Linked DNA regions of Mus musculus: region 1 is linked to region 2. The links are chromatin loops, found by intact Hi-C in ENCODE. Cell type or tissue: heart. All regions are shown on one strand. Links, peaks and the distances in the headings refer to the core of each region. The heading gives the core; the rest is flanking DNA.

Evidence for each region. Hi-C counts contacts between places; a loop is a spot of excess contacts. Peaks named below come from ENCODE experiments on the same cell type or tissue, not always from the same donor. Only the 100,000 strongest peaks of a DNase experiment are listed, where the experiment ranks them.
Region 1: it touches region 2 in a loop (4-fold over the local background); 2 of 42 quality-filtered maps call a loop at or near these places.

What each region holds. Positions count from the first base shown.
Region 1 is chr19:32,385,543-32,389,749 of GRCm38, reverse strand. Sgms1 (sphingomyelin synthase 1) reads left to right here and starts at 1,238. Exons shown (of 10, transcript NM_144792.5): 1 at 1,238-1,530. 2700046G09Rik (RIKEN cDNA 2700046G09 gene) reads right to left here and starts at 534. Exons shown (of 2, transcript NR_033198.1): 1 at 374-534; 2 at 1-45. In heart, for the core only: CTCF peaks have their summits at 2,218 and 3,070; DNase peaks (open chromatin) are centred at 1,219, 2,149 and 2,909; H3K4me3 peaks cover 2,204 bases; H3K27ac peaks cover 1,861 bases.
Region 2 is chr19:32,301,975-32,306,181 of GRCm38, reverse strand. The region is part of intron 2 of Sgms1 (sphingomyelin synthase 1); the gene reads left to right. Among named protein-coding and RNA genes, the nearest start is that of Sgms1, 84 kb to the left of the region's middle. In heart, for the core only: no CTCF peak of the experiment used is centred there; DNase peaks (open chromatin) are centred at 1,081, 1,541, 1,981 and 2,971; H3K27ac peaks cover 1,028 bases.

The DNA.
Region 1 (4,207 bases), core at 1,035-3,534, 83 kb before region 2:
TGCCAGCGCCTTAGGAACGGGAACTCCTCTTCCCAACTTCCGCCCCTGGGGAAAAGCAGAAGCCATCAGCTCCAAGAGAGCGGCTCTCCAATTCTTAGCCGTTAGGTTCTGGCTCTGGAGACAGCCGGTCCTCCCGGTGTCACCGGCGTCGCAGTACCCTCGCTGTACCCCCGCTGTAGACTGGCGGACTGCATGCAGGTGAGGGCGGGGGCCTGTGCCTGGTGGGGAGGCAAATGGACTAGAGTCTGCCCGGATCCCGGACCCTTCTTCGTCTACGGCCCCGGAGAGCTGAAGATGGCTGCCCCGGAGCTCCGCGGACAGTCACGTGTCTCGCAGGCACGGCCGTTCCCCCCTCCCCGCCCCCAGACCAGACCCTGCAGGGTAGCGCGTCCCGGGCGACCCATGCCACGGTGGTACGAGCGGTCGGCCCAGAAGGCCGGAGCTACTGGAGGCTGCTGTCTCTGCCGCGAGATCACCGTCCTGGTACCGGGTTCCACTGCCCGAGCTGGAGATCTGCCGGCGACCCGCACCCCGTGGGGCCATTGGGCATGCGCAGTGCTCCGGCCCTGGTGCGGCGCTCTCCAGGTTTTCGCCGCAGCTCCGAGAGGCGGCGGGAGGTGGGGCCCGGACGGACTAGGGGGGAGGGCCCGGTTCTTCCCGAGAACTCCTGGGCCTTCACGCTGCCTGGGGCTGCGCGATTTAGGAAGCCTGCAGACCCCTGATTTGGGGGGGGGGGGGGGGGGGAGATGGTGGTTTTAAGGATTAGAGCTTCGGAAAAATGTCCCGAAGAGTTTGAGGTTCATCCATTTTAAATGATCAATCATAAGGGAGTCACAAGTGTCGCAGCTCTTGGGCTTGGTGGGAAAGAAAATGCCAGTGTAGTTCGCCAACAGCTGTCCCCGTAGGTAGTTTCACCAAGGCTGAGTTTGTGTCCCCAACCTTCTAGCCGCCTTTTGCCGCACAACTCTCGGGCTGGCTCCTAATAGGGCTTCTGATCCCGGAGGATGAAACCCACCATCTTTCTCTTCTCGTGGTTGGGGGGTGGTGGGGGCGAAAGGGAACCGCATCTCCAGTTCCCGTTTCTAGAAACAAAAAGGACTCCCCCCCCCCCCCGTCCCCACCCCCAGCACACCCCACGGCCAGCTGTCCTGCGGGACTCAGCTGGGTCCCTGGTCGAGCGTCCGCGGTCCCCGCCCCCTGGCCGCCGGGAACACCCGGAGGAACGGACTGGCGTCGCGCGGGAAGCCGACCCGGCTCCGCCGCGGACTGGGCATGCTCGGCAGCCCGAGGTTCCAAGTCAGAAGCCTTCTCGCCAGCTCGGCGGCGGCCGGAGCAGCGGCGGCGGGCTGCCGGCTGGACGGGAGCAGGGAGAGCCGGTTCGGGCGGGCTGCTCGTCCCGGGAGCCTGGCACGCGGACGGGAGAGCGGGATCGGGTGCAGAGTCCGCACGCCGCCCTGCCCCGGTTTCGTTCCGCGGCGCGGGGCTCGGCGCGTGGAAAGAATTCCGGCGGCTGCCACGACTCGCGTGCAAGTGAGTCGCGGGGCGGGGGTGGAGGGCCGGCCTCCGGGTCGCGAGCGGCTGGATCTGACCCGAGTCTCTCGGGCCAGGCCTGACCTCGGTTGACGGCGGGCGGGCAGCCGGGGCGAGGGGGCGTGAGCGCATACCGCGCGGTGTCGCGCGTACCTGGCGTGCGGTCCCCCGCGGCCGCTCGTGGGGGTGGGCGCGGGGGAGCGCTCTGGCGGCCGCGATCCCGGCTCCGAGGGGGCGGGCCGCCGGCGGGGCTCCCCCGCCAACTTGGGCGGGGAGGAAGGAGGAGGCGTCCGTGGGCACCTTTCCGAGGTGCTGCGTGCGGGCTGGAAGGCTGCCTGGTGTCACATTGAGGCGAGCGGACGGTAGCGGGGCCTGAGAGCCCGGGACTGAGGACCTTTCCAGGTGGAAGCCAGCCAGAGGTCCCGTAGTGCTTAGGGGTGGACCCCCAAAATCACAGCCCCACCCCCACAACCCTGGGCGGCAGAGTGACAGTTGGTACCTCCTGGCCTGATCGCAGCGGGGCCAAGAGTCCGCGGCTTTGGGATTCCCTTCAGCACGGCCCCTCGATGACCCCCAACGGCATAACAGGTGGGACCCCCCTTCCCGGAGGAGCGAGCCCCTTCCTTCCCAGGCGGTGTAACAGCCCCTGGCTCGCGACTATTCTGAGACCCCGCGTGTCCTCACCGCGTGGGGGTGTTAAAGGGTAAGGCCTGCAGGGGCATCTGCGTAGCTCTGGACGCGGTTCGTCCAGAGAATGAGGGGTCTGAGTGATCATAGGCGACTTGTCAAGGGCACATCAGTGGTAGCAGCGCTGCCTCTGCCCGGATTTTAAACCCACACTCCAACTGTCTTCCTTTGGTGGCCCCGGTGTCCTGGTCCATCTAACGGATTCTGGATAATGCTTGATCCTTTTTGACTGCCGGGCTAACAGTCGGGGTGGAGGATGCTATTGACCTGGGGAGCTGAGAGAATCCGGGCAGGTGCTTCTCGGATGTTTCATTTCACCTTCAGACAGGACCGAGTTCAGCGCTACACACATAAAAAAGACAGAAGGCTGGTTTCTGACGGGAAGTTTATTTTCAGTGTTCTGAGGCCTGCCTTCTGTCATCGCTTTCCTGAAATTTACCTTCTTCAGATTGGGGGTGTTTCTAGTTGGCTACCTGGTTATGGAAGTCGTGAATGCCTGTCTTGGTGTGCTGTCTGTCAACTCCTTACGCCTTGCCTTCTGGCACTAGGGGCTGAACATCAGCAGGGGTGGGGGCCAAGGGAGCAGAAAGGAGTGAGATTGATGAGGTCTGATCCTGGTGGAAGTTGCCTTCGATTTGGGAGGCAGTTTGGGTCTGAGGAGGCAGGGGAGAGGATGTCCAGGCGTTTCATTGGTCAGAGTGTTAAGTGTCCAAGGAAAAAGCCAGCTGGGGTTGGGTGCCGATGTGGTCAGTTTTTTTTTTTTTTTTTTTAAGGGAAGCCCAGGGATGTTTGGTGATTCAGCAGGTGGCAGGTTTCCAGCTCTGAAGCCTTGCCTTGGCCAAGCAAGCCAGCAAGCAAGCTGCAGAGCCTGTGCCCGCAGCTGGCGGTACCTAACTTTGGGGAAACCTCCCGGAGTGGCCTTCTTATGTGCACCAAGTCTTCCTTCTTGTTTTGCTTCCTGTTTCCTTCTGGATGCCCTGGTCCTTTGGGTTTCCTTAATGCTCCTTTTAAACTACGGAGCACATTTTAACGTCTGTATCACAGACCTGCTGGGTAGCAGGAGATGGCCGCCACAACCGTTCAAGTCAGGTAATTACTGTACAGAGAACCCCTTTCTGTTTCTGCTTCAGAGACCAAACATTTTTATTGTTAGTAAAATAAATACTTTTCTGCCACTTGTCACTGACATTGAACTACTTCACATACCAGGGAACTTAAAAAAAAAACCTACTAATTCAACATATTAAGTTATTAAAGGCACACATTGTTTAAAACATCTTACTCGGAGAACTCTACTGTCTTGCATGCTTGACCTGTATGTAGCTCAGTAAATGCTTATTCATATTTTAAAAAGTTTTTCATAACAGAAGAGCACTAGAATTACTAGAATTTCTCCTTTTTTTTTATGTCTATCAGTGGGATTCTTTCCTGAACAATTTTAGAATAAAGAATGCACAGCAATGTCTGTGTACGTTGTGTGTGTTGGGCACTGAAAGACCCTGGTGTTTTTTCCTAAGATGCAATTGCCCCTTGTTGACCATAGGTTCAGTTTTATATCAAGAGCTTGATACTTGTTCACATTTTCATTTCCAGCTTGGGGCAGGCACTTCTCTTGAGCTGGAGTCAAGGCGCTCTTTTGGGGCCAAGTCATAAAAACCTAAAGGAGGACTTGATGCTAGTTTTTAACTAAAATGTGCTCCGGACAGATATCCTATGTTCTTTGATAAAACCTCATTCCCTGCAAATCGTTTCAGGAGACCTGTAGGTTCCCGACTTTGCCATCCAGTGATAAACACTGCTGTAGAGAAGGTAAAAGCTGCCCAAGGACTGAGCAAACACGCTGGCCAGTGTTGCTCTTCCGAGACCGAGTACAGATGGCTGTGTCTTTGCGTGTTTCGGATGGTAGCAGTCTTTTTTCAGAACTTTCTTGGTGTATGCATGGGTGTTAAAGATTTTGGCTTGTTGGTTCAAACAAGAATATACATGCAAG
Region 2 (4,207 bases), core at 604-3,103:
ATGTGAATTGAAATACAGTCCCAGAAGAATGTGTTTTGGGCATGATACTGCATGGCCTGTAATGCCAGCACTTGGGGAGGCAGAGACAGGAGGACTGGGGCTCAGGCTCATTCTTGTCTACATAGCAAACAGGCTTGCCTGGGTTCCATGAGATCCTGCCTCAAACAACAACCACAACACAATGGACAAGATGTCATGCTATGTCAAAGAATAGAGTTGCTACACTAAGCAATATAGCTTGTTAACTAGAGATGACCAACTGCTTAACAGATTTCAAGAATTTGGAAACCAACTACAAATTTAGCTCTCAGTAAAAGCATCAGGATGACTTGGAAAATTCAGCCAAAGTTGGTTGAGCAAAATGTAAGTGCTGAAAGACTCAGAAAGTTTTTTGTTTGTTTGTTTTTGTTTTTTTTTTCTTTCCCCTAAAAGGCCTCTTGTGTCCAAATGAGAAACAATTTGTGGATCCTTTGTCTCCAGTGAGCCTATTTCTAAGGGTTATTTCTATGGAAAGGATTAGCTCTGAAGATGAACAGTGAACATGGGATGTGACCCAGACAGCTTCTAGTATATGCTCCAATTTGTTTATATAATAGACTGTTGTATATTTGTGTCAACGATGCTGAACAAGCATGGCACAAAATGTTTGATAAACAGACTTCAATGAGCATATGAGAACATTGCAGTCAAGTAGTGATGGGGACACGGGGCTTAAAGACATCTGTCATAGTACTCACTGGATTATCTTCAGTGGAGTTCCATGTTGGGGTTTCCCTTCTTGGTCTTTATTAATTATAGAGCTATCCATGAGCATACTTTCTGTTATTAAAGCAGTTTGAAATAGTAAGCAAAACTATATTCAAATGTATGGGTAACTTGGCAACTTTTCCCCCAAAAGAATGTGATGAGTCTAGTCCTTTTAATTCAAAATAATGAAATAGCCAGTCATCTTAAGTCCAAACATTAGTGGTTCCAGAGAGCTATTTGCCCCTCCCATCCCAGTCTGAACAGAGGAAATGAGTGAGTGATTAGGAATGAGTAAGAGCCGGAGGACTTGGGCCAGCTCATCTGTGGAAAGGAAGAAGGAATATTAATATAGTCCAAGACAGTGTAGAAACCACACCAACACAGCAGCATTAAGTGTTTGCCCAGGAAATTTGAGACTGAGAGGCCTTTCGTCCACTTGTGGGTGTGTTGCCGGAACACCCAGTATGCTTAGGCTTGCCTAACTACCTTATCCTAGAAGAGGTGGATTCAGGCGTGAGAAACAGCTTTTCTAGTCTAAGAGCTGATTCATGAAGCCGTAACGCTGGCTTAGTGAATTGTTTCATTAATTGTCTTTTGAGCCAGGGGCTGCTAGTGAATACCTTTATTCCTAGCACTTGAGAGACAGAGGCAAAGGCAGGGCAATGTCTGTAAGTTGAAGGCCTGGCTGGTCTACATAGTGAGTTGAGAGAAGTGGGGGCAGAGTGGGGAGAGGGAAAGAGGGAGAGAGACTGATTTTGAATTTATGCTTTCTACAAGTCTGCCTCTCACCTGTAAGTCTAGGGTCATCTGTTTATAGAATGATTCTAGCTGGACTTCTGTGAGTGCGGCATCCTGGAAAGTACAAGAGTTTCTGAACCCATGTAAGGCTCGCTCCCTATCTCAGAATATACTGTGATGTGGGTGGGGCTATGCATAATAATGACGGCTGTCTGTCTAATATGTCATCAGCAACTTGTCATGCTAAGATGGACTAGGATTCTGTTTTTGTTTCTAAAGTCTCAGATAATCAAGTCAGCAAGAAACATAAGAATGTTAGGGACTTAGCCTCCTAGTTTTCCAAGTGAATATGTATCCCTGTCTAAAGATTTCCTCCTTCTAAAGTTTTATTAATAAAACAATGAGTGTACAGGATTTCCAGCCCACTTCCTCTTAGAAAGAACAGGGCGGGGCAGCCTGTATCCCAGCTGGGACAGGAAGGGCCCCTGCTCCCACGTCTGGCCTTGGCTCTCTGCCCTTACAAGCTGGAGGGAGGGCTTCTGGGCGAGCAGATGTAGCCTCAAGTCAGTATGGTTCTTTGCCTACTCTTTGGACTGGGCCGACGGGCCAGGGAGAGACACGGGTTTAGTCTGGGAGTTGACACCTGTAGGTTCACCTCTCTTTGGCTGCTGTGATTTTGTTGGGGCTGTGACATAAAAATGACTCTTTAAAGTCTGGAGGTATAACTCTGAAATAAGACTGACTATCTTAGATTCCATTTTTGAATCACAAGCTCGGAGATCAGATAACTATAAAGATGTTGAAAGCAGATATTTTCAACAGGGAGCGGGGAAGATATTGTTCCCTAGGGAAGAGCACACCAATTGGTTATCCAATACCAAATCGTCAATCCTGAAAACATACAAACAAGTAACATTGTACAGACTGAGCAGGCTGTACTTGTATATCTAGGAATATATGTTTATATACATATATGTATATAATAATAGTTAAAGGAAAAAGAGGCTATGAATTTGAATGCAAGGAGGAGGGGCATATGGGGGTATTGGACAGAGGCAGGGAGGGGAGAAATGAAATAATTTTCCAAATAAAAGAAGGAATTAAAACAAATTGTTTGGGCTTTTGATTGGGAATGGACTAGAACCAATGAAACAACAAAACTCCTTGTAATGCAAGAAGGATGATCTATGTGGCCGGTGTTTAGCAACTGTGAAAAATTCATTTAATGTGTGATGTTGGGATGGGTGAAGACAAAGCATCCTTTGTTGACATTGGTGATAGCATTGGTGATGCAGCTCAAGCAAAGCTGGGCTCTGAGCTGTAGGCTTGCCCATCCCGAGCTCACTGTGAAACTGCAGGCTCTTCCTGTGCTGCAGGCTCTTCTTCATGTCCCAAAGCTCAGTTAAGTCCCCAGTGACCTGATATGTAAGGCGACTGAGTACAGGCTTTTAGCTAGGGCTGAGAAGGAAGCTGTGTTGAGTTCAGCAGGAACAAGGAAATCGCCCCCCCCCCCTTTATCTGATGAGACCCATCACATGGAAGGACTTAAAAGAAAGCAACAGCAGCTAGATAGTGATGTTGCTTAGCTCATAGAATCCTTGCTTGGCATGGATGTGACCCTGGGTTAGATCCTCAGCAGCCCATGAAACCAAGTGTGGGCATGAGTGCCTTCCTGTCAGCAACTGGGACGAGGAGGCTGGAGGATGAGAAGTTGAAGTAAGGATGGGGCCAGCTTTGTGATACAAGAGATCATTCATCAAAACCAGACAAACAACTAAGAAGATAAAATGTTCTAACCACCCTTACCCCATGATCCCAGTAGAACAAGGCCGAACACACCACTTAGAAGGTAATCCAAAACAAGGTATTAAGAGCTGTTACAGTAAGGTTTATGTAATAGATGAAATGTGAGCAACATCCTTTCTGGTTTCTGACTGATGGCAATTCTTAGATTATAGACTCTCATTTTATTGCCAGGCTGAACCTTTGAAACGAAAATTTGTCTAACAGGTTCCTTCTGCAGATGTGGGAATCGAGGTCCCTTGGGAGGGTGACAGACCTTTGCACTGACACATCACTATCCACAGAGCCCAGGCTTCTAGATGGTTTAAGCCTCTGTACAAAGCTTGAGAGACCAGATTTTATAGGTGCGAAGTTTTCAGGTCACTGTCTAAAGTCACAACAGCAAAGGGATGTAAATGACATCTTGCCAGGGCCCAGCAAGTGTCCTTAACCTAGTGTGAGACCCTTAGCAAACATTTGCCCACTGCCTAAGAATAGCCAAGGCACAGTTCAAAGGACCAGCCACTTCCTCCCACTGACATTGACACTGGTTGTTTTCAGTGGAGAGAACCGTGGATGTTTTCAGCACTGTCCCTGTGCCACAGTGAGCTGGAGATCTCAGAGTTGCTGAGGCTACCGAAGTGAATGAGACTGGCTTATGTGACATCATTTTGTCAGCCTTGTTTCTTTTTCCTACATGGCCATATCTGTATATTTGATACTTTAATGAACATTCTTTAGTATTATATCTTAATTATTTTTGTGTGAAAATATTAATGTTTAATATGTGCACAGTGTTCTATATGGTTCCTCCTAAATTCTTAGACTAAAATTATGGAATTTTGAATTTTTATAATAGAAGTAGATCAAATAGTCTGAAGATTCATAAGGCTCTGGATGTACAGTGACAGCCTTCTTCCCGGCACAGGCCTTATCCATC